6 separate regions of the Homo sapiens genome follow, and all the other regions are linked to region 3. The links are chromatin loops, found by intact Hi-C in ENCODE. Cell type or tissue: IMR-90. All regions are shown on one strand.

Region 1 (5,000 bases), 280 kb after region 3:
GAAGAAAATACCATTTAGAAACGAGCTAATTTACAGAGCAGAACCCATTAAAGGCTAAGGAATTAGAAGCTCTATAAGCCTCAGGATGTGGAGGCAAGAGCTGGGGTGAACACTGGGAGGTTAATTGTGTGTCTCCATAAGAAGCCCTTAGACCCTTTAGAAGAAATTCTTCTTCATCTGTGCTTAATAAAACTACCCCTGTGACATTTATTCAATGCATAACTAGAACTAGAGGGAATAATGACAGAAGGAAGGGTAGGAACTAAGGTATCTTATTAGAAACAGAAATTAGATAGAAGTTTATGTACTTTATACCCCCTTCCACTGTTTCACTTTCTAAGAATGTTGAAAATTCTTTGTAAAAGTTTAGTGGCTCAAAGAAAATACCTACAGACATTGCTTTTTGGAAGAAGCCAAGTGTAACATTTGGTTCTTGCCCAGTTTCCTTTGGTTAAGCCCACTAGTTGACCACCTCTTGCTCCAGTACACAGAGATTTTTAACTGGCTTTGTAGTGCCTAATGAATAAAGAAAGTAACTCTTAAGGAAAAAAAGGTAATTCATGGAAAAGAAAGCATCAAAGAAGTGATAATATCTTCCAAGAGAAGAAAAAATCTAGGCACCCACAAAACAACCACTAGATGCTTTTTCCTGGAAAACAGACAAAGAAAGATCTCATAAGTGTCGCCCCTCCCCCTTATTCCTATGAATGTAGAAAAAAATCAAGTTGGTGAAATTTTTTAGAAAGAACAGGCAAATATATAAAAACTGCAGAAAAAAAGACAAGACAATTAGAGGATCATTGCAGGAGAGTCCAACATCCAAACAATAGAAGTTCCAGGAAAAGAAAACAGAATTTTTCTCAGAAAAATTCAGAACCTTCTATACCTATCAGAACCTTCATCAGAGCCTTCTATACCCACCACCATTGAAGAGTAGGCCCCTACCATGCCGAGAGTAACAAATGACCTCCTGAGGAGTTTAAACTCCATCATTAGCCTTCAATACAGAAACTGTGCACTGATGTTTCAGCTCACCCTTCCAGCAACCCACAAGTAAAAGTGGGGATCTTATACTCTCATCAGCAGGGGTCAACAAGGTATCATAGAGTGGGACTAAACAGCTTCTGTAGATCTCATTATTTCCATGAACGAGTGTCAACAAAGGAATCCAGACACCTGTTCTTTCCTTTACCCCAACATCCAAAGCTTCACCACTATCATCTTCCTTGAATCCACAGTGACTTATAAATATTATTACACCTTTTCTTCCTTTTAATGTTAATCATCTCTCATCTTTTACACTAATTTTCACAAAGGTCAACTATCCTCTGTTCTACTCCTTTTCTCCATTCTTTCAAAAATTCTGAAAGCTTTTTCACGATTTCATCTAGATATTATGGCTCATCATTATCAAATGTTATGTATGCTCTTCTCTGATTACAATATGCTCTTCCTCTGTAATTATTTCACCTTCTTGCTCTAACAGAATTCTGAGTGTTCTGACTACTCCACCTTCTTTGCAGCCCTCTTAAGTGGTAACTTTTATATTCTACCCAAGGGCATGTGTTGAGGAAATGTCCTTATTATTCCTCCTTGCTGTTTTCAAACCATTCTCCTTCCCTCCTCCCTAAAATCCTCTGTCTTTGAATATCATCTCATTAGATTGTATCCTCAACATGATTATCATCTAAGAGGGTCCTTGTCTCATTCTCACTGATTCCTTGATGATCCACATTTTTATTCCCTGTCACTCTTTCTGACATTACTTCTGATTTTCTTCCTGTTGATTTTAAGATACACATGGATAATATTTCTAACACATTGGCCTTTTTCTTTCTAAGACTCCTCTGCTTCAGTAATGTTACCCTTCGCCCTCCCTCAGTCATAACTCTGGTGGTCGTATTCTAGGATTTTTCATTGTCAATAACTGCAACCCCTCCATAATTTCAGTTTTATACATTTCTTGCTGACTGCCTCCACTAACATTTCACCTGACTTCATCTGACACTTTAACAGTCTTTCAACCCTACCAGGACCTCCAATTCTTAGGTCCTCCCTCATTTTTATTCCCTAACATTCTATTTTTTTTTCTTTATTCATCTGAAATTCCATGGTCAATCACTGCAGTCACCCTTGACTCTCTCAATCCCATTCTTCTCCCTGGTTCTTGTCGGGTAAAATCTCAAAAATGACTATGTCAGACTTTCTGCCTATACCATGCCTGCCCCTATGAATGTAGCTGGAGTTAAATTCACAGCTTTATTATTCTCGTTTTAAATCAGAACCAAAAACTTCAACCTGTTTTTAAAACTGACCAGTCATCATACCATATGCTCAGGAATCATACTGTATTACTGTAGTATACTTCATGCATTCTCCCACTCTCCCAAAAGATATTTCACATTTTTTTCTCTGCCTTCTGAACTTCTAACGTCTCTTCCTCTATCTCTCCTCTCAGCTGATCACTGTACCTCCTACTTTCCTTTAAAATTTGAAGTACTGGAAGAAAATTGCTACACATTGTCATCTCCACATCTATCTGCAACCTATGTTAGTAATCCTATATTCTGTTTTAACCCATTCCACAGCTTTATTAAGCACCTCTGAATAAGCTAGGGCATAGAGACGCAAACATGAATCCAGCATGGTTCTTGCCTTCACAGAGTGCGTGGTCTCAATATCTGGTCCAGCAGCCTTCAGGGAAGGTAGAATTCAATTGTCTTTCCTCTGGGGAAAAGACAACTTTATTACCTCTGCCCTGTTATTTACTGAAGGTTTAGAACTAGCAAACTCCTCTTTCAACTTTTATCCACCTGACAGCAGAGTGGAGAATTAAACAGCACATAATTATTCAAATTAGCAAGTATTAAATTCAGCTTATAATAATAAAGAAAAAGAGCATGGCACTGCTGATTACTGCAAATGATTAAGACTTCTGAGTAAGCGATGAGTGCTTGTACTTAAGGGCCGGCTGGTCCCATGGTGATGGCACAGTGCCATCTGCTGGAGTGCCAGTCCTGGCTCAAAATGTGATCCAACCAGAGAACGTGCTTCAAGAGTTGTGTAATTGGACTGACAATTCTGTTTCTGAAATCATGTCTAATTACAAAACTACTCAAAGATTTAACCTTCCTCAAGTCAGAAAAGAGGTTCAATCTGAGAGAAGAGACACAGTGTCCTGATATGAATCATAATGAATGTATAATTTTGAGAGCTAAAAGGGACTTTTGAGATCAGCTGGACCAAACTATTCAATCATTTTATAGATGAGAAGAGTGGGGTCCAGATGTCACATATGACTTCTCAAAGGTGATATTATAAGCATGGGATGGTGCTGGATCTAGAACTCTTAAATCAGTTATCCTTCTTCCACATGTATATTTTGTTCCTTATTTTCTACACTCAGCCGGCTGTTTTCTGTTAGGTGCTATATTATGTATTATCTAAATTATATTTATATTTCTTAGTATTTATTTATTTATAATTTTTATTTTACTTTAAGTTCTGTGATACAGGTGCAGAACATGCAGGTTTGTTACATTGGTATACGTGTGCCATGGTGGTTTGCTGCACCCATCAACCCATCATCTAAGTTTTAAGCCCCACATGCATTAACTATTTGTCCTGATGTGCTCCCTCCCCTCCCCACCACTGACAGACCCCAGTGTGTATTGTTCCCCTCCCTGTGTCCATGTGTTCTCAAATAAGTATGTATATTAAAAACTTAACTTCTTTATAAATGGATACGAGAGGTGTTCTAATTCAATTTCAGTTTTCATTTTACTGATGACAGTTACCTAAGGAAACGTTCACATTTCCTGACTCCTAGCCAGTGCTCTTTCTCCTATTTCAGTGTTGTTTTAAAAGACTATCTCAAACACAGACATGGCTGGTTAATTACAAAACAAAATAAAACGAACAAAAAGCCAACTAAATTGCATACCTTGAATTTCTGACAGCTTATAATAGCATTATTTTTAGTTTTTAAATAAAAATTATTATAGTTCTGAAAAGCTGTGCTCTCTCACAAAAGCCAGAATATTATAAATTTAGTTCTCCATTAATGCCTGGAAAAATTACTTCTTGCTGGTGCCAAAACCATGCTATAGTGACATTAAATGACAAACAGATGTTTTTGTATTGTGTTGTTCAAGAACCATGTTAATGAGATGAATATACTTGGAAATTTGGAAATATGCAATCAGATATGTTTCTATCTTACTAGATCTTACTTGTAAATGGGTTTGTGGAAATAAATTCAGATGCTATTTGAAAAGATGTGTCTCATGAGGTAATAAATATTTCTCTAGTAGAAAAGCAATATGGAAGGAGAAAAAATACATTAAAGTAATGTTTTTCCCAGCCAATAATTTGTAAAACATATATTCTTATTATATACCTTTCATAGGCAAACAAATCTAATTTTAAAACTAGTGATATGAATTTGTTTATTGGACAAGTGTTATTTAATTCCTATCACATGTTGGGCATCTGCCCACAATGCTAGGTGCTGCCATCACACAAATAAAAGAGCCCAAGAACTCACGGTGTAGGGATATAACACCGTGTCAACCAAAAAAAATCATTTGATGTTTTAAGATAATAGAAAAATCCTTCCTCATCCTGGATAAGAATCCTCTCCTGGTTTTCCTTCTGCATATCTCTGTTTTACTAAAGATATCTTTCATGAAATAGGCTGGCTCTAAACCTCCAGGACATGTTTGAGACACAAAAGGAACATAAAACGACTTTCCATTTTTCATTCAATATTTGCATATATTCATCTATCATTTATTTTTACAATTATCAGGGATTTATGATGGTTGCTTTCTCTAGATCAATCTGGACATAAGTAATCTTTGTAATCGTTAGCTTTTCTTCCACTATTACAGCTATTTATATCTCTTGTAACACTCTTTCAAGAATCAATGTGGTACAGTATGCTACTCATTTTATTAACAAATTAGAGCCTCTATGAATACTTTATGATGCCAGTTTCG
Region 2 (5,000 bases), 200 kb after region 3:
TGTGAATGATTCTGAGGTAGGAGAAGGTTCTGATGTACGGGAAGTTGTTATCCCTCAGGAAGAGAATGTAGACATCTTTCATGGGAAAAACAGAAGAGTGAAGGAAATCCATACAGCTGATATTAAAGGGCTATACTTAGTTTCACATTTAGGGATTTGCGGGGGGAGATCACTTCGCAGTGTGCAATAGTGCAGCCATAGTAATTGAGAAGTGGTGATAGTGCATTCAGACAGAAAAAGAGCAGAAGTTGAGCTCCTCCATGCATGTTCTGTCTAAGCTCCCATGTGGCCCAGAAGGCATTTAGAAATTCCCAGGGGGGTAGGGAAAGAAGATGAGTTTGGAAATTTCAGACCTATTATTGGGCTTCTACAGAAAGGGGCAGTGTGACCTTAGGACAGAAACAAAGGTTCAGGGCCTAGACAGAAGCCACACTGAGAATATGGCCAAGATCATGGTGGGCTGAGTCAGGAAGGGGACACTATGCTCTGAGCTTACTGAAAAGAACAGACCACTAGATTCACCAACTCTTGACTTCAGAAGTGGGTGTCAGCAGGCACCAGCAAGCAGAAAGGAAAATGCCATTGTGTTGCAAGGGCGAGAGGGCACTCAGAACATAGGACAGTATCTTGCACATGGCTCCAAGGGCCTTGCCCCCTTCTGCCATGATTATGTATAAGGATTCCCATATCCAAGTACCATCTGGAGTTGGAACTTAATATAAGGTGTCATTACTTTAAGAAAATGGTTACGTCTTAAAAGTAACCATGCCTTACATTGTTTTAAATAAAGAAAGAATTGGTTATAATTTCTTTGCGCTTTACTTGATTAAAAGCTAAACAAATGTGACATTTTACCTTTCAATTTAAGCAGTGTTAGTTTTCTAACCTTGGAATTTAAAAAAAAATTCAATTTAAATTCAAACTGCTCATTACAGAAAGTTAAGAATGATCTTCTCTAGCACAGTAGTCAGTATTTTATCATTATTATGCCTATCTTACATGGTAATGAAAGTTGTCGAGCTTGTGAAATAGGATATAATGACTAGGGATATTAAAATTGATCATATTTCTCAAATTCATTAACAATTAGATTCTTGACAATGCCTTTAATTATTTTCCTTCTGTAGCATGTTGGCTTGGGTAGTTTTTACATCATGGAGGGCATAAAATGTTTTAACATGTTTCAGGAGAAAGTGGTTTGCTTGTAATTTGTATCTTCCTCCATGTGTACAACTTTAATTTTGACATGGATATGGTCCAAAGATACATGAGAAGGGTGGACAAATGATTCACTTTTAGAGGTTTATAAGACTACTCCTTAGTTCACTGGAAAAACTCATTTGCTAAATGGACCCTCACTGCTCTGTGAGATGTTTACTTTGCTCTTATGTAAGTTCAGACTGCTTCGTTCTTCTAGCATTAACTTAGTTTTGGCTATTTCTTCTTATCCCTTTTCATGGTATATAAATGCTCAGCAGACACTTAAAATCATGTGAAAGACAAACCAAACTACTTTTATTTTAAAGCTAATTTTCTGAGTGTAATTTTCTTATCTGTGAAATAAGAGTTGCACCATAGAAAAATATTTTTTTAAAAAAATGAATGAAGCAAATCTGATCACTTTAATCTCTTTGTTGTTTAAGGTTAACATTCCCCTAAACACCCTGAAATGTAAAAGAAATTTTAAACAAATTGAGGGTACTCTCTATATTTCCTTAATTAGTATATTTTTGGAAAGAGTATGCTGTATACTGTTTTTGTTCAAAATCTTTTCCTCAGATAAATAATAGGGACATTGAATAGAAATAAAATGATGCAGAGGGTAAAAGGCTATTGTGAGACTTTGCTTTCTTTCAACAATTAATATATATGTTTTCACATTCAGTTGCGTTTGGTGATTACAACAGAGAATTCCTTGAAAATCGCAGAAAGATCAGTACCTGTCACATGCTAAATGTGGTATAAATTATGCCAGCTGCGTTTCTAGGCGCCAACACCAGACGGCGCTAAAACACTGCAGTTAGTTGCCTGCCTGCCAGTCGAGGTGATGTTCACACTTCGTTCTACGCACAACGCGTGTTCTGTACATATTGCTAAACTGAGGGATGGGCAGAGAAGGGCAAACTGTAACTACAGTTTATTTTAGCTCATGTTTAAATACAGGATATACTCTGTTTTCCTTCTGTACAGGAGAGGGAACTCTTCACAGGTGAGCTCAAGAATGCATTTCATTACCCTTTGTCTCTTGTTCTTGTTGGCAAAAATCAGTGGTTAGGTGCCTGAGTGTGAGCAAAGAAATAACTGGCTATATCCGTCTAAATTAATCACTAGTAAGGAAAATTAGGGAAGTTACAGGAAGTAAAGACCCTCAGGCAAAGGCTCAGGGATAATTTAGAAAGAACTAGAAGGGTGCATGGTGGGAGTGTAGTGAAGAAGCAAACTTGATTTTTGAAAACCCAGAAAAATATAAGAACTAGTTTTCTTCTTTTTCCCTGATGCTATTGCCTTTCAAAACGATGAAATAGTAAATGGTAAATTTTGAGATTGCATGTTATAGTCAATGCAAAAGTTTTTAAGAAAAGCAGATATACTTGCTGCTTCTTGAGTTAGAATATAGAATGAGAGATCTAACACAGCAGTGGCTGTGTTATAGATAGAAAATGTGATGGAAAGCAGTTGCAAAGCTGGGCATAATTCCATAAAATTTTTCTTTTTTTAAGATATATTTGCTAGTAAGGCAGTATACACACAACAGAGCACTTCAGTTTCAAATTATGTTAAAACATCTATGAAGTAGTCAGCAGTATCATAGATTTTTTGCTTCTGCCATTCAATGAGGCCCTGTCATTGACAGAGCTTGGTGACTACCAATTGTTGATGTTGATGGGCTATGCTGGGGCTCTCAGGAGAGCTGGGGTCTCTGTTCTCTGAGGTTTTCTAAAATTCTGAGATCATATGGTTTCATAACAATGAAAATCACTTGATAGCAGCAATGGAGTTGTCGTTATGAATACCGATTTGTTTAACTGTTAGTTGTGAACACCTAGGAATGAATTTGCTTCTTAATGGCCATATTATATTGGACATTCTCAGAAAAAAAGGTTTTTAATGAAGAAAATAAAAACCAAATTTCAAAATATACTACAATTATATTTTCTATTCATTAGACAAAATAAGAGAAAATGAAAAAACCATAAATTGATGACTTTAAAACTAAAAATAGGTTATTTATTCTTAAACAAGAATTTATTTCTTCTTTAAGAAATATAATAGCTGAGAACCTCAAAAGAAACCTACACCTAAGGAATGATGTGAAGTAATAGGTACCTATGACTTCTAAACTTATTGTGTATGAATTTATTCACATCTATCATCATTTATACAAAAAACACTTAAAATTTCACAATCTCTCCTGTTCCCACAATTTATAACAGAAAAAAATGAGGAAAACAATTAATAGGAAAAATTACTGTTAGACAATACAATACAATACAATACAATACAATACAATACAATACAATACAATACAATGCAATGCAATGCAATACAGTACAATGCATGCTTCTGCAAATTTTGTAGAGAACATATGTGATGACAGCACAGCAGTTAACTTTTGTTAAGATTAAAACAGTCGTGGTGCGGTGGCTCACACCTGTAATCCCGGCACTTTGGGAGGCCGAGGTGGGTGGATCACCTGAGGTCAGGAGTTCGAGACCAGCCTGGCCAACATGGTGAAACCTCATCTCTACTCAAAACACAAAAATCAGCCAGATGTGGTGGTGGGCGCCTGTAATTCCAGCTACTCGAGAGGCTGAGGCAGGAGAATTGCTTGAAACCGGGAGACCGAGGTTGCAGTGAGGCCAAGATTGTGTAACTGCACTCCAGACTGGGTGACAGAGAAAGACTCTGTCTCGGAAAAAAAAAAAAAAGATTAAAACAACACAATTGTGATTTTGCGATTTGATAGTGAAGAGAGATTTTCAAATTTATTCCTCAGTTTTTTCTGAAAATGAAAATGTTGTATAACCACTTAACAATTTACCTATTTTCAGGAAATAATATTCGATAAAACGTTATACCATCACTGATAGGAAGGAAAAAAAGCATTCTTAATTTGTTTTTTGTTAGTTGACTTGTTTTTTTTTGGCGGGGGGCACAATTTCTTATGACAAGACTTTGAAAAGATCAAGATCTTCAAGATGGCTTCAAACTTATCAACTTGTAGGTATTCTTGTAAATATAAAGAGAAATGTGAAAGTAATATGCTTCAATAATCAAATTAAATTAGCACAATTGCAATTTTTGTTTGAATCAAGATGGCTTAATAGTTTTATGAGGCTACACATTATGGAGAATATATTTTACTCTCCTAAGCCAAGAGAAAACTTCAGGACCAACTAAAGTGTACCCAAATATGCATTTATCATATTTTATTTGTCTATATTACTCTTCAATATAATGGTTTTATGATGTAGAATATCTTGATATTTTATACCTTTATCAGAACCTTTATACATGAACACAAACTGTATACCTACATCTTTAGATTTTGGTACTAAGACAAAGGGGTCAGTTACAAGTGTCTGAGAGTTGTTTGGTTGGTAAAACTTCTAGAAGATAGTGAGTTCTGAGAAAATCATGGTAACAGAAAGTAAAACTTGCACATGTGGTGTTGTGAAGAAAGAAATTGAAATGGCAGTTACCACTTAGGTAAAAGGCTAATAAACCCGATTTTAGAAGACATGAATATCTGCATTTTAGGATTCTTTTCTTGGTTTGAATAAGTGATTCGAGAATCCCAACTGGACTGTCAGAATGGATGTTAACTAAATAGAAAAGGATTCTTGAGAAAAAATGGATAATGTAACACACAGTACAAATTTGAAAAACAACAAACATTTGTGATGAAATGCAAAGAAACTGGAGCTCCTGGCTGGGCGCAGTGGCTCACGCCTGTAATCCCAGCACTTTGGGAGGCTGAGGTGGGTGGATCACCTGAG
Region 3 (5,000 bases):
GTGCCCCCTCTCTATGGGGGTGGATTGTTTGTTTACAGGGGAGTGTGGACAGTGGAGTGAGAAAAAACATTACCTGCTGCCAATTATACAGTTTATCTACTGATCTGTCATCATGGATATGCGCAGGGTCTATTTTGGAAGACACTCTTCTATTGTAAGGAAAACAATTGGTTCTTAAGAAAAACTGTTAAAATGGTTGCAAAGAAGATAAAACTTACCAGTAGCCATGGTAACTCTGGGATAGAGGCTGGTCAGGAAAGCACATATATTTACAGAAAAATTAAACTGAAGAATCAATAAGATGCCTAAATTTAATACAGTGTGACATCAAGGCTCCAAGAGAGAACTACTGTCACTGGTAAAAGCAGTCTATTCAATATTGAAATAGTCTCACATTGTGATATCAATCTTTTCTTTTTATTTAACAGCTTCTACCTCAAAGTTCCTGGTGCAAAAATGAAATCAACATCCTTCAGGCTCTGAAAATGAATTGGTAGATTATTCTTTAAATACTTCATTTTCAGCATTCAAGATATCACAGTAAATACTAGAGGAGTTAGCAATACTTTAGTAATGTGTATGAAACACTGGTTCATGCAACATTCCCTGGTTGGACATAAAAGGTGAATAAGACAAAGGCTCTGCTACTGAGGAGCTCAGACGGGTAAATAAACATCACATGGCATTGTGATAAGAACTCGGACAGAACTGTGCATATGGGGTTTCTTAGACACCCTTGATGGTACCTGTGCTTTTGCATAAGAGAATTGAGAAAGGCTTCACAGAAGACGTAAAGATTAAATTGGGTTGAAAATGGGCAGTTGTTTGCCAGATGGAGACCTGGAAAAAGGGGATCTCATTCAGAGTGGGGATAAAATCATGCAGGGGCACAATACAAATGTAGAACAGAATGGACATATCAGATGTTGCAGGGCTGGAGCAGGAGAATAAAACAGGCAGCAAAGTATGTGTTATCCAAGAAAATGATGAGGTGGACTCCAAATGTAGAATATACCTCCTTTAGGATGGTTTAAGCTTTCCATGCTTTGTTTTCACCATTCATAATGGGGATAATGGCAATGAACTACTTCACAAGGATGTAAAACAAAAAATAAAAGCTTGTGACAAAAAGGCCCATTATTACAGATGCTTAGTTGAATGGAAGGGCAAGTTGGTTGCATATTAAAATTCCAATTCCAAGTTTACCAAAGAGCTTTTTATTTCCACCTGAGTAAATAGAGACTTCTCCTTTGTCATTATTACACAACACTTCCTCATCCATTACCTTGTCACTTCCTCCTCACAATAGTCCTTGAAGGTAAGCAGCAGAGTTGTTATTAGTCATTCTTGTTTTATTTACAAGGAAACAGTTATTGGGGTTGACTTACACAATACCCACAACTCAAAATTATTAGAACTAGGATTGGAATTCCCATCTTCTGACTTCCTGTCTCAGGCTCATTTTCACTCTGCAATGCCATTTCTCTTTACATAGAAGAGTTAATTGTGGTATTGCAAGTGTTTACACAAGTGATTTTTCTTAAGGTTTGGAAAAATAAACCTCCTAGTACAATCCAGTACATTGAGTATAAATGCCCTCTCTAAGTATCATCCCACAGCTATCACTCCATAGGAGCTGTTGCCCAGAGGTCTGAGTTTGCAGTAGAATTTGATGAAGAGTAACTTCTCAATTCCCTGGAATTTGAGATGAACAAAAAGGAGTTGTTATAGAAGGTTTTGACAGCAAAGTGTGAAAGAGGAAGGACAAAAGTAACACCGTTAATGACTGCAGACGGTGTTGCTATGGCTGAGGAGGGCCATCCTGGGAAGTATGACTTTCTTCCATTAGCAAAGATAACTTCAGGACAGGGCAACAAGGAAAGGAGAATAGAACTGATGTTTCACTTACAAAAGACTACCCACCCCCCAAAAAAACTAAAACCCCAAACCAAAAAGACACCAGAAGATGGGCTGGTAACCACATAATATACAACATTTCAGACACATAGAAACTCAATGTTAAACCTATGATTTGAACTTCACCTCTTTCATTTCTACATTTTTATAATAGAGTATGGTTTTGAGTGGGGTGTGTGGGGATGGGAACAGTGGTTAGAAATTTGTGTCTGGAAATGTTATAAAACACCTGCCTAAAAATACCCCATGTTGCCCCTCTAAAGGCTCACTCCACATTTTGTAATCATGTGCCGTGTGTCATGAAACAAGTATTTCATTTGGCTTAAGCTTTTGTTTCATGAACTTAAACTCAAGTAAAATAATCAGCTATCAAATATCTGTCCACTAGATGGCTGTGTTACCTTTATAAATACAATATTTTAACCAAGTCAGAATAAAGGAAAAACTGAAAAAAAGTTTCTGCGGGTAAATACCCTTATTTGAAAAAAAAAAAAAAAGTCTATTCATTCTCTTAAGGAGTTTTGATAATTATATCTTTCTAAGGAATCTAAAAGGAGTCATTCAGTTTTTCGGTGAGTGTAATAATCAAACTCGAAGAGGATAAACTTAATCTTGGGAGGTTTGCATAACTGCAACCATTTTTCCTTTTTGGTATTTACAAAATATTCTGAATAGATCCCGGCCCAAAGTCATTTGATTTGGGAATACTTTAGTCTTAAAAACAGGCAGGCATACTGTTATTAACATTGTCATTATCGTTTCCGATAAGAAGTCGTTTTGCATTCCACCGTCTCATGCTGGGATAATACAGAACTTAGGTCATACATTCTTAGAACAAATAAATTAGAAAAGGGTTTTAACTACCAATAGGTAGGAAATATTTTTAATTTACAATATTTTAAAAGAGCCATCCTGAGAATGGATTCTCCACACTATTTCAATTTCTGTTTGGGTGGTACGTGAACATTCATTTCTTCTTTTGACCCATGGAAACTGAAGACAAATTTCTTCATTCTCTGATTCTCTCTCTCAGTTGCCAATTTCTTTCTATATACGCATCTGTTTGAAAAGATGGGTATCAAAAATTCCATCTTTTTATCTATATTCAATTTTCATTTGAAACCCCAAGGCCTGGATTTCCTTCATGGACATATTGATTTGATTTGGAATGCCAACTTCATTTACCAAGTAATTACATGGTGAAAATAGAAATCTACACGGTACGTTTATGTTCAGTTAGATGACCAAAGCTTCTTATTTAGCATAAACAGAGTTTATTTTTCCTTAAAATTAAGAGAATTACAGGTCTGAATACAAAGATATACTTTACATAATACACGCCAGGCCAAGCATGGTGGCTCATGCTTGTAATCCCAGCACTTTGGGAGGCCAAGGTGGGCAGATCGCCTGAGCTCAGGAGTTCGAGACCACCCTGGGTAACATGGTGAAACCCTGTCTCTACTAAAATACAAAAAATTAGTCAGGCATAGTGGCGTGCGCCTGTAGCCCCAGCTACTCAGGAGGCTGAGGCACAGAAATCGCTTGAGCCCCAGAGGTGGAGGTTGCAGTGAGCTGAGATGGCACCACTGCACTCCAGCTTGGGCTACAGAGTGAGACTTCATCTCAAAATAAATAAATAAATAAATAAAAATAAAATAAAAATAAAAAATACATGCCAATCATCAGAATCTTCTATACCTCAGTTCTCACGTTGATTAAAATCCTATTTTAAGCTATTCCTTCAACCCACTGTAATTTTACCTATAATTTATAACTAAGTGAATGCCTTAATGGGAAAGCAAATATCTTAGATGTGAAAAGGCCAAATGGACTTCTATTTAGTTAGGAGCAATAATAGTGTGACTGTTATTAAAATGGCATGCGATCATTTGTGTCAAGTGCATTAATTCAATTGGAGCTCCAGTTTCTGACTTTAGAAGGCTGGGTCCCTATCATAAAAAGGAGAGTGAAAAAGTTAAAACCCTGTTAGTGAATATTCAGAAATATATCTGATAGCTGGCAGGACTGCTCATTCATCTACCCATTCATCCTTTCCCTCGCATTTTCCAGTTAGTGTGTGTGTGTGAATACGTATGGGATGAATGTGCGGGGCTTCCTTGAGAACAGACACCATGGAAGACAACAATCTTGATCTGTAGAGAAACAAAACCCTGCTATATAAAAGTTACAACACTCTGGGAATCCTGCAGCTGTGCAGTGCATGCTCCAGGGCTGCTCTGACGTATACCTGTGCCGATTAATGTGAGGGCTGGGAAGCGCGAAGTGATACAGACTGAAGAAACAGCATCCGCTACCTTAACTGACAACATGCAAACAGAACCTTGCCAAGCCTGCAATAGCCAGATCCTACACAGTCTGGTAAATTCCTCTGGGCCTGAGACTTGTAAAGGGACAGAAATAATACCTATCAATAAAGGATTACGCAGGGATTTGTGTACATGACTAATCGCATTTTACTGAGGAAGAAACCGAGGCTCAGAGGTAGTAAGTAACTTGCCAAAGGTTTCATAGTTACATGTGATAAAACTGGAATGTACTCAGGTCTGTAAAATTCCAGTGCCATGGGTCTTTCCTTATCCCATACAGCCTCTTGAAAGTCAGCTTTCCGAGGAAGACATGCCATTAGAATTTGCGTGTAATTGTCAAATATGGCAAGACTACCTCTAGAACGAAACACATGAAGTTACTGTTCCACTATTACGATGGAATTGGCAGTTAAATGGCTCTGTACTTTTAAATAATCTATATTGCTTTGGCTGCGAGCGGCGGCTGATGCCTATAATCCCAACAATTTGGGAGGCTGAGGCAGGCAGATCACTTGAGGTCAGGAGTTTGAGACTAGCCTGGCCAACATGGTGAAACCCTGTCTCCACTAAAAATACAAAAAAAAATTAGCCAGGTGTGGTGGTGCATGCCTGCAGTCCCAGCTACTCGGGAGGCTGAGGCAAGAGAATTGCTTGAACCTGGCAGGCAGAGGTTGCAGTGGGCCAAGATCGCACCACTGCACTGCAGCCTGGGTGACAGAGCAAGACTCTCTCACAAAAAAAAAAAAGTATATTGCT
Region 4 (5,000 bases), 480 kb after region 3:
AGTACAAAAATCACTTGACAAAGACTGTGATAAGTTGGATATAGATGCTATCAAACCTAAATTATCCATTTAAAACACACACTAAAATGTGTTAGCTAATAGGCAATAAAGAACATACAATGCATTTCTAAAAAATTACTCAGTAAAATAAAGCAAATATAAATTTAAAAAGAGGAAAAATATTAGATGAAACAAGTAGAAAACGAATGGCAAGTTCTACCAAGTTAATAAACTTATTAAAGGCAAATGCTCTAAACATTACAGTTTAAAGACACAGAGAGATTGGATTTAGAAAACTAAGGTCCCAGGGTACATACTGCTTATCAGAAGCCCAAATTAAATGTAACAAACCAAATATGCTAAACAATAGAAGAAATAAATGAAGTAAATGAAACAAGTTCAGTCACACTAACAATAGTCAGAAATGAGAATTTATAAATACCACTCAAAACAGTATCAAAACTATGACATGCCCAGGAAAATGTTTGGAAAAATATGTATAAGACCAACACACTTAAAACTACATAACATTTTTGAGATAAATAAATTGCCAGATATACTGTGTTTGCAAATCAGAAGGCTCAAGATTGTGAAAATGTCAATCTTTTCAAAATGACCTATTAATTTAATGTAATTCTAACCAAAATCTCAGTGCATTTTTTGTAGACATTTACACACTCTTTCAAAGATGTATATGGCAATGTAAAGGTTTTACAATAGCTAAAACACCTTTGAAAAAGAACTAAATGAAAGAACTCACAGCATCTAATTTTAGGGCTTATTGTAAATCTTCAGTAATCAAGATTGTGGAATTGGTGTCAAGACACACAATTAACCAATGAACAGAAAGGAGAATCCTGAAATAGACCCATAAATATATAGTCAATTAATGCTTGACACAAGCATTATGGTAAAGTCATAAGTCAAAGGGGAAATAATACAATCTTCTCAACAACTATTGCTGAAACTATTGGGTACCCTTATGCAAAAAAACAAAAACTTCAATCCTTATTTCATGCCACATATAAAAATTATTTGAGATGTATCATGACCTAAATGTAAGAGCTACAACTATCAAACTTCTAGAAGAAAACATCCGGAAAAAATATTTTTTACCTACGGCTTGGTAAGACATCTTTAAAATGACAAAAAAAAAAAAGCACAAATGCAAAAGGACCATTTAAAAAAATAAGTACATTAAAAAAAAAAAGAATTGGATTTCATTAAAGTTACACACTTTTGTTTCTCCAAGAACACTGTTAAGAAAATGAAAGAGGAAGCCAAGCCAATGAGAAGTATTTGGAAAACATATATCTAAAAATTATTTTTACCTAGAATGCATAAAGCCATGCTATAACCCAGCAATAAGAGAGACAACCTAGAAAAATAAACAAAAGATTTGTAAAAACTCTTCACCAAGTAAGAAACGCAGATGGTAGGTAATTAAACACATAAAAATATGCTCAGCATCATTAGTCTTTAGGGAAATGCAAATGCAAATCACAATAAGGTACGGCTGCACATCCACTAGAATGATTTAATTAACAAGGCTATTAATACCTGGTGTTAAATATTGAAGATGGAGCACCTGCAACTCTCATACATAACTGGTGAGGTGAGAAAATGGTACAATTACTTTGGAAACACGTTTGTCAGCTACTTAGACAGTTGTATACCCACAGTATGATCCAACTGTTCTACTCCTAGGTGTTTTTTCAAGAGAAACAAACCAAACCAACAACAACAAAAAACCCCCAAAACAAAAAATGTCATTTCCTCAAAAACCTAGGTGTAAATGTTTGTGGTGGCTTTTTTTTCATAATTGTTAGAAATTTAAAAATAACCCAAATATCCCTTGACCAGAGAATGAGTAAGTGAACTGTGGTACTTATAAAATAGAATAATAACAGAAACAAAAAAAGAATGAATAGGTCAGGCACGATGGCTCACGTCTGTAATCCCAGCAGTTTAGGAGGCCGAGGAGGGTGGATCAGCTGAGGTCAGGAGTTCGAGGCCAGCCTGGCCAACATGGTGAAATACCGTCTCTACTAAAAATACAAAAATTAGCCATGCATGGTGTTGCACACCTGTAATCCCAGCTACTCAGAAAGGTGAGGCAGGAGAATGGCTTGAACCTGGGAGGCAGGGGTTGCAGTGACCGGAAATGGGGTGATTGTACTTCAGCCTGGGTGACAGAGTGAGACTGCATCTCAAAAAAAAAAAAAAAAAAAAAAAGAATGAGTAATTGATACACACAATGTAGTTGAATGTCAACATGTATTAGGCTAAATGAAATAGCCAGACTCAAAGGACTGCATACCCTATGATCCTATTTATATGCCATTTTGGCAAGTGCAAAACTATATGAAGACAAAGAAGATTAGTGGTTGCCAGGATTTGAGGGCAGAGGGAAAGGTTAACTACAAAATTACACAGGGGAATTTTGGGGAATAATATAGTCCTTCCACATCCTGAGCTGGTGGTTACATAACTGTGTGTATCTTGCACAATTCACAGAACTTTGCTTTAAGAAAGCAAAGATTTTTACTGTATGTAATGTATACCTTAAAGAGATAATGAAAAATAGCCTATAAACCACATCTGGGTCATTTTGTATCTGAATTGATCAAATATGTAGTGATCCTTGGTCAATCAGTCATGGTTATGCATAAAAGACTAGTCTGATTATTATAGATAGCTATGCAGAAAGATTTTCTCTTGTTGGTCATATTGACAGGTCTTTTTCTTCTCTCTGAGATTTGTGCACTGGACAGAGTATAGATCGCTGGCTTAAATTAGGGCATGAAACAGGAAGCAGTCAGACTTCCTCTTCTCTTATAAAATTATAAAGGAAGAAGAGTTTCACTCTTGGGCACCTAATCCCAAGCAGGAGGTCTGGCCCTCCTCTGGTTGATTGTGGTACTACAATTTTATCTTTTTGCACAAAGTGGGAGAGGAGAATGAAGTAGGTGATGTTCTCCTTGAGACAGTCCTTTGCTCACCTATTTAGATTCTGGCAAAATCCTCCAACTGCACTGCTGCCCTGGCTGCCTTCTCTCACGCAATTCCTGGGCTATGGTTTTCTCTACTGTCACCCTTTTTTTTTTTTGAGACGGAGTTTCGCTCTGTGTAATGGCACAATGTCGACTCACTGCAACCTCTGCTTCCCGGGTTCAAGTGATTCTCCTGCCTCAGCCTCCCGAGTAGCTGGGATTACAGGCGTCTGCCACCACGCCCGGCTAATTTTTGTATTTTTAGTAAAGCCGGGGTTTCACCACGTTGGTCAGGCTGGTCCGGAACTCCTGACCTCAGGTGATCCGCCCGCCTCGGCCTCCCAAAGTATTGGGATTACAGGAGTGAGCCACTGCGCCTGGCCTACTCTCTTTCTTATGATCCCCACTTCATTCTGCAGAAGTTCCATCAAAATCTGAAATCTAGCCATGTGTATGTCTTCTTCTTAATACTTTTACAGCTTTGTTCTAAAGTGGCCTTCTTTATTCTTTCATTTTAATATTTGGGGAAGAAGTTTGCCCACTTGAAGCAGTATTTAGAACACATGTTTTTGTTTTTGTTTAAATCTTATTTTTCTTAAAAGTGGAGTCAGTTTATAAAAACTAATTTTAATATGCATGGTATATTTCTTTTTATTTTTATTCATAATATTCTCTTTTGTAAATAGCACGAAAGTGGAAATTTTCATCCCCAATAGTAAAACTAAACATGTAAGGTAATCTTTCAAATTGTGTATCTGGGTTCTCCAGAAGGACAGAACTAATAAGATATATGTATATATGAAAGTGAGTTTATTAAGGAGCATTGACTACACAAGGTGAAATCCCATGATAGATCATCTGCAAGCTGAGGAGCAAGAAAACCAGTAGTGGCTCAGTCCAAGTCCTAAAGCCTCAAAAGTAGGGAAGCTGACAGTGCAGTCTTTAGTATGTGGCTGAAGGCCTGAGAGCCCCCGACAAATCACTCATGTAAGTCCAGGAGTCCAAAGGTCGAAGAACCTGGAGTCTAATGTTCAAGGGCAGGAAGCATCCAGCAGGGGAGAAAGATGAAAGCCAGAAGACTCAGCAAGTCAACTTCTTCCACCTTCTTCTGCCTGCTTTTTCTAACTGTGCTGGTAGCTGATTGGATGGTGCCCATCCACATTGAGGGTCGGTCTTCCTCTCCCATTCCACTGACTCAAATGTTAATCTCCTCTGCAACACCCTCACAGACACACCCAGAAACAATACTTTGCATCCTTCAATTCAATCAAGTTGACACTTAATATTGACCATTACAAATTGTCTTTTCCCTTTTTATTACTTAATGTTTGCAAACTCATTACTTTCACCCTTTTAAATTTATGCAATTTATCTCTTTATACAACCTTCATGACCCATTTTTTCAAATTCCATGTATTCTTGCAAGTTCCTCTTTCTCTTAATTTTTAGATGTCTCTAGCTTGTTTCTTTTAAATGTTGTTTTTTTCATCTAATTTCTTTTTATTTTCTTAAATTTTTGTGGGTACACAGTAGGTGTATAGATTTATGGGGTACCTGAAATGTTTATACAGGCATGAAATGCAACATAAGCACATCATGGAAAATGGAGTTTCCATTCCCTCAAGCTTTTATCCTTTGAGTTACAATCCAATTACATTCTTTTATTTTAAAATGTACAATTAAGTTATTATTGACTGTAGTCACCCTATTATGCTATCAAATGGTAGGTCTTATTCATTTAAAAAAATTTTTTTTGCACCCATTATCCATCCCCACCTGCTCTCCAGCCCCCCACTACACTTCCCAACTTCTGGTAACTACCCTTTTACTTTCTATGTCCATGGGTTCAATTCGTTTGATTTTTAGATCCCACAAATAAGTGAGAACATGTGATGTTTGTCTTTCTGTGCCTGGCTTATTTCACTTAATGTAATAATCTCCAGTTCCATCCATGTCGTAGAAAATGACAGGATCTCATTCTTTTTATGGCTGAATAGTACTCCATTG
Region 5 (5,000 bases), 1.1 Mb after region 3:
TTCCCTACACCTCCTACTCTGGCTAGAACTGCCGAGGTATGCTCAGAAGAGACTTCTGGGTTGATGTTGTGTTTATGCCTTCCTAGAATACGTGACTGGAAAAACAAGCAGACTGGCATCAAGGAATTAGCTATAAATCCAGGTTCGTTCGTTTGTTTGAAGAGAAACAACAAATAGAGGGCCGGGCGCGGTGGCTCAAGCCTGTAAGTCCCAGCACTTTGGGAGGCTGAGGTGGGTGGATCGCTTGAGGCCAGAAGTTTAAGACCAGCCTGGGCAACATGGTGAAACCCTGTCTCTACTAAAAATACAGAAAAGTTAGCCGGGTATGGTGGCGCAGGCCTGTAATCCCAGCTATTCACGAAGCTGAAGAACAAGAATTGCTTGACCCTGGGAGGCAGAGGTTGCAGTGAGCCAAGATCGCGCCACTGCACTCCAGCCAACAGTGAGACTTTGAAAACAAAAAAAAAAAAGAAAGAGAGAGAGAGAGAGAAAGAAAGAAGGAAGAAAGAACGAAAAAGAAAGAGAAAAGAAAAAGAAGAAAGAAAAGAAAGAAAGAAAAAGAAAAGGAAAGAAAAGGAAGAGAGAAGAAAGAAAGAAAGAAAGAAAGAAAGAAAGAAAGAAAGAAAGAAAGAAAGGAAAGAAAGAAAGAAAGAAAGAAAGAAAGAAAGAAAGAAAGAAAGAGAAATAGTGTTCAGGTTGTGGTTACACAGGTCAGGACCAATGAAATTCTGTATTTATCCATGCATTTCAACAGCAACATCCACTCAGAAAAGCCCCCTCACACTGTCATGGGGGAAGAGGCTGCAGACTAGGTCAAATCCATCAGTCTGACATGGCACCAAGCAGATCATAAACCTAAGATGTTAAGGCCTAAATTATCCTTTGCTTGATGATACTTGATTCTCAAAAGTGATTTTTTAATGCTTTGTCTTTAAATGCAGGTATTGTGAATACCTGATCTGATAATTAAAATATTGTCCCCATTGCACCTGTGCACACATAATTTTTATTTTTGTTTCTATTTATTTTATTTTTGAGACCAGGTCTTGTTCTGTCACCCAGACTGCAATGCAGTAACCTGATTATAGCTCACTGTAGCCCCGAACTCCTGGGCTCAAAGGATACTCCTGCCTCAGCCTCTCACGTAGCTGGGACCTGGGACTACAGGCATGTTCCACCACACCTAGCTATTTTTTTTTTTTTTTTTAAAGAGACAGGGTCTCATTATGTTGACCAGTCTGGTCTCAAACTCTTGGCTTCAAGCAATCCTCCCGCCTCAGCCTCCCAAAGTGCTAGAATTGCAAACATGAGCCACAGCTCCCAGCACTTGATTTCTTAAAAGCCAGAAATTTCTTGCTTTTCCCCTCATAAAGATGAATTATCTTTCCTATGGTGAACATACCTTGAAGTCAAATTCAAGTTACGGGGTGTGAAAAAGGACTTTCATGCTTCTAGCTAAAACGTGGAATTCCTGGGATTTCTGGGAGGTGTTGCTGGTCCACGGGGACTCAGCAGGATATTTGAAAGGGAGATTTGCAGTAAGCAGGATAGTGTTCAGTCCTAATCACTGGAACCTGTGTAGACGTAACAAAGGGGAATTTAGGCTGCAAATCAACTGACCTTCAAATAGATTCACCTGGATTATCCAGGTGAGCCTGTTGTAATCACAAGGTTGCTTAAAAGAGCCCCGGCCAGGACCGGTGGCTTACGCCTGTAATCCCGGCACTTTGGGAGGCCGAGGCGGGCAGATCTCCTGAGGTCAGGAGTTCAAGACCAGCCTGCCCAACACGGCGAAGTCCCGTCTCTACTGAAAATACGAAAAATTAGCCAGGAGTGATGACGGGTGCCTGTAATCCCAGCTACTCAGGAGGCTGAGGCAGGACAATCACTTGAACCCGGGAGGCGGAGGTTGCAGTGAGCCAAGATCACGCCACTGCACTCCAGCCTGCGCGACAGAGTGAAACTCTATCTCAAAAAAAAAAAAAAAAAGCCCCAGGAGGAGGCGAGGAGAGAAGGAAGGCACCAGGTGCAAGTTGCTGACACCGAAGCTGGAGGAAGAAGCTCAGAGACAAGCGAAGTGGGGCACCTGTAGCCCAGGGAGTGGGCAAAGAAATGGATTCTCCCCCAGAGCCTCCACAAGGAGTGCAACCTTCCTCGAACTGTGAGTTCACAAATTTGTTGAAGCTGCTCTATTTGTGGTAATTTGTTATATCAGGAATAGGAAATAATATGAGATTGTTCCCGAAATCAGGAAACGCATGGTGCCTATACCTTTTACTAATACCTTTGGTCTAAAATAATTTTTCCTGCTTCCATGTAGGAGCCTAGAAATATTTGGTGGTGGCAGGACAAAGAAGACAGAAGGTGGAGCTTGGCTTGTGAGGTGAGACTTGGGAGAGAGTCAGGAACAAAATGAAAACTGTGTGTGTAGACAGCAGTCAAGGAGCATGAATCAGTTCAAATGCAGGCTGATTCCCTCTGATCAGTGGATCCAAAGAAAGGCAATTTATTAGGCTATTTCATTATTTTCTTTGTTCATTTTCAAATAAATATCTCATATGTTTTAAGCAGCTTGTGTACCACATTTTGTAACTTTTATAATATGCAAATTTTAAAAATTCTTTAAACAAAATGTGGGTGCCTAGAAATAATAAGTAATACAATGTGCAAGTCAAATTTAGTGGTCCAATGGCAATTTTTGAAAAATCTAAATATTATTGTATTAATAAACCTGTAACTTGAGAACCACTGGAAAAGACCACATCGATTATTGTTGAAACAGATTTCCAATATAATTAGATCTTTTATTTAAAAATAAAAACAAGTCTAGAAGCGATTTTGATGACTGCCACCAGAGGGCACTGTAACCTTGTTGTAGACGATCAAAACGCAGCCATTAAACACTTCCAGCCACATGTTTATTTCTTTGAGAAAGCAACACTGCAGGACAAAAATGAACACCAGTAGTATATTTCAACTTTTTTTTCATGTCATTTGCCTAGATATATTTTTTTCTTATTTTTATTTTTATCTTACAAGTCAACCTCAAAAACATAAAGCAGGAGAGAAATGAGCCATGCCTCTTTTTCAGTTTAGAGGGGTAGCTGACACAGGATGAGAGCACAGTAAAACTTAAGCTAAGATTTCCACATTAATATCTTGCCCCCAAACACCATGCAGTGCTAAAAGTCACATTCCCATCATGCAAGCACATTAAAATATATGGCGATTAAAACTCCTGGTTTCTATTTTACGGCATTTGCTCTTTCCACGAGGCACACTTCCCTTTTGGGCTAAAGGTTAAAAAAAAAAAATTCAAATACAATGAAGAATCCATTATTTTCAATGTTTTCTATGTGGTTCTGGGGTCATGTGGGAAAGAACTGAGATGTGCTGAAGAGGCAAGGGAATTGCTTCCTGCCCCACGACACAGAGAAACGTGTGTCTGCTCAATGCCTCATTCAAGGAGACGAGTGGCTTTCTGTGAGGAGAGAAATTATCCCCCTTCCACAGTCCATTTCATACAGGCTGCAAACATTTAGTTTCAGGGACTTTTATTTTCAATTATGTATTACAAAACCCTGGGCAGGGCAGTCATCTCCCAGTTCTAGGATTCAATTTCTCCTGTGAGGTATACAAAAGAAATTGGAAGAGAAATAAATTGGAAAACCACAATTGGATATCATATTCTTGTTAGACTGAAGAAGAAATGCCCCCTAAAACTATGTGGATATGGCAGCTTTTCTGTACTTAACATTACTCATTAAATCATGTATGTGGCTATATCAAAATACTGTCTTTCGGCCAGGTGTGGTGGCTCACACCTGTAATCCCAGCACTCTGGGAGGCAGAGGCAGGCAGATCACCTGAGGTCAGGAGTTTGAAACCAGCCTGGGCAACATGGTAAACCCCGGTCTCTACTAAAAATATAAAAATTAGCCGGGCGTAGTCCCAGCTACTCGGGAGGCTGAGGCAGGAGAATCACTTCAACCAGGGAGGCAGAGGTTGCAGTGAGCTAAAATCGTGCCACTGCACTCCAGCCTGGGCAACAGAGCAAGACTCTGTCTAAAAAAAGAAAAAAAAAAGTATTTCTTACTAAGAGATAATGTACCTATGAATTTAAACATGTCTTAAATTTGAATAGCACTTCTTTTCAAAAGACTTAAAAATATTTTTTCTTTGAATCTGTTTCATCTCTGTGACATTGTTTGTGACTGGAGTGCTACCTGAGTAAATTATCATGATTACATGAAAAGCAATTAAGAGAAGAAGGTCAAAGGACCAACCTCTAATCACTAAGTTTGGTCTCTAACATTTGACAGCACATGCCTCAAAAAGCAAACAAAATAAACACTCTCCATTTCTTTAAATATATGTTTTTCATCCAAGGATCACACAGCACCTCCCAAGTAGTCTAATGTACAGAAAGAAAAGAAAGGAAACACAGCATGATTAGGTGAAACCCCAATCCATAGACAGCCCGCCAGCAGGTTGAGGCAGGACCACTAGGAGGAGACTGTGCTCAAGCACAGAGAGGGCCCTTTAGGTTTCAAATGGAGAATTTAGCCAAACAGCCACCAGGGCCAGCCGTATGCTAAGCCCAGTGCAATGAAACACACGCTCCCAGTCAAACTTCTTGGTTTCCTAGTGGGCTATGTGCCAACAGCAACTTCACAAGGTAACAGGTGAAGCGAGGTGGGGGGCGGAGAGGAGGAAATGGGCAGAGAGCCGCTGGGAGTCCTGAGACTCAAGTTCCTGCTTCATCACTGGGGGCTCCGGGCCAGGCACTTCACTGTAATAATCCACAATCATCTCAGAGCATGGGGCAGCGGGAGGGGGCTGAAAACACACCAATTTGCAAACTACAAAGTGCTGTGTAAATGTAAGGCATGGGTTTCACATTGAAATCTGACTCCAAACACAATCTCTTTCTTACGCTTCCTGGAGTCTTTGTAATCCTATACTTTAGGAGTCTTTCTAGGCCTTTGATCCTATTCTGA
Region 6 (5,000 bases), 99 kb after region 3:
CTCTCCTATGGTGGCTCTAAGTGCGGGTTTCAAAAGACTATAAAAACTAGTGAATAAATCCAGTCTCCCATGAGTGTGCTAATTACTGTTTTAGTTCATGTTAACAGAAGAAATGGCTTAACAACAGTAACAACTGGAGGAGGTCAAACTTCTCATTCATTTGTATTAAATCACCCTTCCATTAGATAGGAGTGCTATAATGCATATTTCTTGGATAATACTCTCACTACAGAAGACTTCGGAAACAAGTACAATGTACTTTAAATGTTTCACGGTTTGCAAATTATTTCGTACACGCAGCGTCTGGCAGTTGTGAATCGAGGAGGAAAGCATTATTTTCCACTACACTAATAAAAATCAATTCTCACGTCTTCAATTAAATGATTTTCAGAAGGGTTCATCACCCGGAAAACCAGTATGTATGAACGCCGGAAATGCAGATGGCACCCAGCCTCAGAACTGCTTATTCTAGATGGGAACCAAACTAAGATTTCTCTTTATTATTTGTGAAAGCCATCCCACGCTGGAGAGAATCTCGCCGTAAAACAATTTAAGAAAAGAAAGAAATAACTCTGAAGAGTGTGAAGTTCTCCAGACAAATCTTATAGTGAATCTTTTGAAAGAAGCATTTATGGAAAGGTCAGGGGAGGTCAGGAGAGTTATGCCAGGAGCCAGGGTCAATCGTCCCCGGGCGACAGGGGTTCTCCCACGTGAACCGACGTCCCGGGCTCCGGGCGAGGCGCAGGGCTCAGGGCGCAGGGCGGGTCCCGTACGCAGGGCGGGCGCGCGGGCATCTTTGTGGCCAGGCGACCCCGGCTCGCTCTCCCGGAGCCCAGGGACTCCCGAGGCTGGCGCGGGCTGCCCGCGACAAGGTGCCAGCAGCCTCGGGCTCGCGAGGAGCAGCTCCCACCCGCGGCTTCCGAGTCCAGCTCTGTCCCTCCGCCATCCCCTAGTCCTCCGGCATTTATTCAGGGAGACAGGGAGGCAGAGAGAAGAGGAGAAAGCGGCCGTGTCTGCACCCAGCCTCTGCCGCAGCACTCGATGAGGGACAGCAGGGAGGCTGGCGGGGAGGCAGAGATTAAACTATGATTCCATCGATCACGGAAAGACCACCATCACCTACAGCAAAGGAGGCTCCGATGCGCCCACCCGGGCAGCGACTCGCGGTTGGTGGGCGTTCCTCGTCCTCGCCCCCTCGGTGGCTGTGGAATCCACCCCGCGCCGCACACGCCAGGACTCCCTTTCCTTTGACTAAGGGGAGGGGAAGGAACAAAAGAGACCCCCCACCCCCTATACATACATACACATACACACACACACACACACACACACACCCCTCCGGTATTTTACTGCTGGTCAAAGGATTCATTTTCGCAACCTCTTCTTCGAACACCTTCCCCACCTGAGCAGTGCATTTTCCCAAAGGTAAAGAGAGATAAGGGAGGAAACACAGCACCCAAGGTGATCAGTCGATTGGACACTGTTGATGGCACATTCTCCTCGTTCCCAACCAACCGCACAAAACCCGCAACACCTCGCGTCCCCGCGGGGTCTCCCGCGCCCCTGGCCCGGCCCTCCCGGCCGCCCCCAGCAGGCGCCCCGCTCTCCGCGGGAACTCTGGGACCTGGCCGAGCGTTCCCCGGCGGGCAGGACACTCGCCCGGTTCCCTGCAGCAGCTGAGGGCGGCGAGCGGACCGCGTCCAGGCAGCGACGCGGGATTCAACTTCCCGGACCCGCGGCGCGGCCCCCGCTCCCGCTCAGGGCGCCGCGGCCACAGCTGAGACCCCAGCGCCGCGCAGCCGCCCCCGCCGGGGCATGGGCGGTCGCGCTCTCCGCCCCCTCCTTCCTTCACCTCCCCCCTACCTTGAAAAAAATCCATCCATTGGTGCAAAGCAGACATTTTGATGTCATTTACTTAGCACCGCTTGTTTTGGAGGCAGCGTCTTACCCGGTCGCCTGGAGGTGTGGGCAGCGCGCCGATGGGTCCGGGGGAGCGGGGCTGGGCGGCTCGGTCCTCTAGCGGAGCCGGTTTGCTGCCATCCGCCCAACTTCAGCACCCAGCGGGCGAGGAGAGAGGGAGAGCGGCGAGGATGCAGAGGAGGGGGAGGGGGAGGAGGGAGCGGTGGGCGGGGAGGGAGCGAGAGCCGCTCGGCAGCGCGCATGCGCCTCGCGGGCCGGCGCAGCCCCTCGCCCGGCGCGGCCGGAGGGGCAGCTTCCCAGCCCCTGCGCGCGGCCGCGAGAGTCCCGGCCCCGCCCCCTCCCCGGGCGGCCCCCGGCCCCGCCCGACCTCGCGCGCTCGCCTGGGCGCGGCGCCCACCGTGCGGAGGGGCTCGGCCGGGACTCTCGGCTTCGGTGACGCCCGTCCGGAGCTTCGCGGGAGGCCCGGAGTCCCGAGAGCTTCCCTGGGTGACAGCGGCTCTCCGCCCGGGCCCCTGCAACTCCACTCGCCCGTAGCCCGCGCGCTGCTGTCCTGGGCTGCGCGGGAGCCTTGCACCCAGGAGCCGGCCTGCCAGGCACAGCAGCCTGCCTGCTCCGGGTCCCGGAGGAAGCATTCCCTGCGTGGGGGTTCAAGGAAGTGTGAAGTTAAGCAAGTTTTGCTTCCCGAAGGACTTTATGAAGCGTCCTTTACTTTATTGACTTCCTCGCCCAGAAAGAGGACCTTTTCTCCTAAGAATCAGTGCAGGTGCTCTCTGGCCTAGCCCATGCCAGCTGCCTCAGGCGCCCGGACCACTCGCTGGAGCAGAGTTTTGAGTGAGAAAAGCCGATGACAAGGCAAGAGTGGAGAATTATTAACGGAGGTGCTGATGCTTGGGGCCTAGAGCATCCTTAGGGGACAGCTTGGTAGTTACCAGGTCTGATAATCGTTCTGTGCCCAAGTGGAGCCCAGCTTGGTAGGGAAGGAGCTTGGGATACTTAATGCAACCCGAGCGCTAGATTGCATCTCCAATGATTAGACTAAAGTGTTTGTGCGGAGGAAGTGGAGAAGCAGTGTCTTGCTCTTCAGATACCACATCTGTGGGAAGAGGAGGGAGTTCCTGCAGGAGTGAATGGGCTTTTTTTTCTTACACCTAATTAAAACAGATTACTTGTAAATCTGTGTGAGTTCCCCTTCCTTGTGTGTTCATGTAAGCAAGCGTTGTGTTATTTCAGCCTACTGAACTCTCCTGTGCCTCCATCCTCATAGACTCACGGGTACTTGGGTTAAATATGTCTCAGGGCCTCCTCCAGGGCCTCCCATGGCTTTGAGTACTAGTGCTCTTCAAAGTGTCTTCATTTTTGTTGGATTTCACAGAAGTATTTGTCTTTGTCTTCCAGGCTGCTATAACAAAATACCATAGACTGGATGGCTTATAAACAACAGAAACTGATTTCTTACAGTTCTGGAGACTGGGAAGTCCAAGATCAAGATGTAGGCAGATACCTTATTTGGTGAGGGCCCAATTCCGAGCTCATGAACTGCTGACTCCTTGCTGTGTCTTCACGTGGTGGAAGTGAGCAAGGGAGCTCTCTGGGGTCTCTTTTATAAGGACACTAGTCCCATTCATGAGGGCTCCACCCTCATGACCTAACCACCTTCCAAGGGTTCCACCTCTTTATATCATCATCTTGAGGGTTAGAATGCGAACATACGAATTTTGGAGAGACAAACACGGCTAGTCCACTGCAGTATTGATTCGCGGTGGATAAAGATAAAAGTTCTTCACCAAAAATGATTTGAGCAGCGTTGAATCCTATATAACTTTCAGATTTATGTCTTCAGTCCTGTCCTGGCCTCACACAGAACTCTTATGTCCTTCACTACCTTTACATCTCCACTTGAGGAATAATTGTCGTAGCTGGTATTTATTGAACAATTACTACATGCTAGGTACAGATCTAAATTCTCCTCATATTTCGTATTCGTTGTTCACAACAACCCTACAAGGTAGATACTATTATTATCATGGTTAACAGGCATCTCAGAAGCGGAACTCCGGATATCCACCCCCTCCAAACCTGTTCCTCCTCAAATTGTTCTACTCTGTTGTTCATTCCAAAAATTTAGAAGTCATCCTCGTTTTGTTGCTTTCTTTCATCCCCGCACTCAATTAATTAGTCATGTTTTCTTCACCTCCAAAATATATTTCCAAGGTATCTACTTTGCTCCCTCTCTACTGCCATAACCTTAGTCCAAGCTATTGTCATCTCTCACCTGGGCAACCACAAAAGCCCCTATTCTGTCTGCTCATTTCTATCCTCCACAACCCCGAACAACACCCTCCTAATGAGAGGTGACAGCGTGCCGGCAGTCCTCACAGCCCTCGCTCGCTCTGGGCGCCTCCTCTGCCTGGACTCCCGCTTTGGCGGCACTTGAGGAGCCCTTCAGCCCACCGCTGCACTGTGGGAGCCCCTTTCTGGGCTGGCCAAGGCCAGAGCCGGCTCCCTCAGCTTGCAAGGAGGTGTGGAGGGGGAGGCGCGAGCGGGAACCGGGGCTGCGCGCGGCGCTTGCGGGCCAGCTGGAGTTCCGGGTGGGCGTGGGCTTGGCGGGCCCCGCACTCGGAGCAGCCGGCAGGCCCTGCCGACCCCGGGCAATGAGGGGTTTAGCACCCGGGCCAGCGGCTGCGGAGGGTGTACTGGGTCACCCAGCAGTGCCAGCCCACCGGCGCTGCGCTCGATTTCTCACCGGGCCTTAGCTGCCTTCCCGCGGGGCAGGGCTCGGGATCTGCAGCCTGCCATGCCTGAGCCTCCCACCCCCTCCATGGGCTCCCCTGCGGCCGGAGCCTCCCCGACGAGCGCCACCCCCTGCTCCACGGCACCCAGTCCCATCGACCACCCAGGGGTTGAGGAGTGTAGGCGCAGGGCGCGGGACTGGCAGGCAGCTCCACCTGCAGCCCCAGTACGGGATCCACTGGGTGAAGCCAGCTGGGCTCCTGAGTCTGCTGGGGACGTGGAGAACCTTTATGTCTAGCTCAGGGATTGTAATACACCAATCGGCGCTCTGTATCTAGCTCAAGGTTTGT

What was found. Peaks named below come from ENCODE experiments on the same cell type or tissue, not always from the same donor. Only the 100,000 strongest peaks of a DNase experiment are listed, where the experiment ranks them.
Region 1: a loop joins it to region 3, with 9 times the contacts of the local background. A loop is called at or near these places in 22 of 110 quality-filtered maps.
Region 2: a loop joins it to region 3, with 2.6 times the contacts of the local background. A loop is called at or near these places in 14 of 110 quality-filtered maps.
Region 4: a loop joins it to region 3, with 24 times the contacts of the local background. A loop is called at or near these places in 62 of 110 quality-filtered maps.
Region 5: a loop joins it to region 3, with 4 times the contacts of the local background. A loop is called at or near these places in 3 of 110 quality-filtered maps.
Region 6: a loop joins it to region 3, with 6 times the contacts of the local background. A loop is called at or near these places in 2 of 110 quality-filtered maps.

The regions. Positions count from the first base shown.
Region 1 is chr6:153,309,830-153,314,829 of GRCh38, forward strand. All of the region lies in intron 5 of LOC105378066 (a long non-coding RNA gene), which reads right to left. Among named protein-coding and RNA genes, the nearest start is that of RGS17, 180 kb to the left of the region's middle. In IMR-90, a CTCF peak has its summit at 3,001 (motif pointing left); no DNase peak of the experiment used is centred here.
Region 2 is chr6:153,229,228-153,234,227 of GRCh38, forward strand. No RefSeq gene overlaps it. Among named protein-coding and RNA genes, the nearest start is that of RGS17, 100 kb to the left of the region's middle. In IMR-90, a CTCF peak has its summit at 1,989 (motif pointing right); no DNase peak of the experiment used is centred here.
Region 3 is chr6:153,030,176-153,035,175 of GRCh38, forward strand. All of the region lies in intron 2 of RGS17 (regulator of G protein signaling 17), which reads right to left. Among named protein-coding and RNA genes, the nearest start is that of MTRF1L, 30 kb to the left of the region's middle. In IMR-90, a CTCF peak has its summit at 2,294 (motif pointing right); DNase peaks (open chromatin) are centred at 1,476 and 2,276; H3K27ac peaks cover 223 bases.
Region 4 is chr6:153,509,409-153,514,408 of GRCh38, forward strand. No RefSeq gene overlaps it. Among named protein-coding and RNA genes, the nearest start is that of RGS17, 380 kb to the left of the region's middle. In IMR-90, a CTCF peak has its summit at 2,907; no DNase peak of the experiment used is centred here.
Region 5 is chr6:154,151,713-154,156,712 of GRCh38, forward strand. IPCEF1 (interaction protein for cytohesin exchange factors 1) reads right to left here. Exons shown (of 12, transcript NM_001130700.2): 12 at 2,784-5,000. It also overlaps a transcript of OPRM1 not described here. Among named protein-coding and RNA genes, the nearest start is that of OPRM1, 110 kb to the left of the region's middle. In IMR-90, CTCF peaks have their summits at 2,858 (motif pointing right) and 4,504; a DNase peak (open chromatin) is centred at 2,879.
Region 6 is chr6:153,129,176-153,134,175 of GRCh38, forward strand. RGS17 (regulator of G protein signaling 17) reads right to left here and starts at 2,107. Exons shown (of 5, transcript NM_012419.5): 1 at 1,949-2,107. RefSeq lists a silencer at 1,989-2,038. In IMR-90, no CTCF peak of the experiment used is centred here; a DNase peak (open chromatin) is centred at 2,076; H3K4me3 peaks cover 2,340 bases; H3K27ac peaks cover 1,643 bases; H3K27me3 peaks cover 212 bases.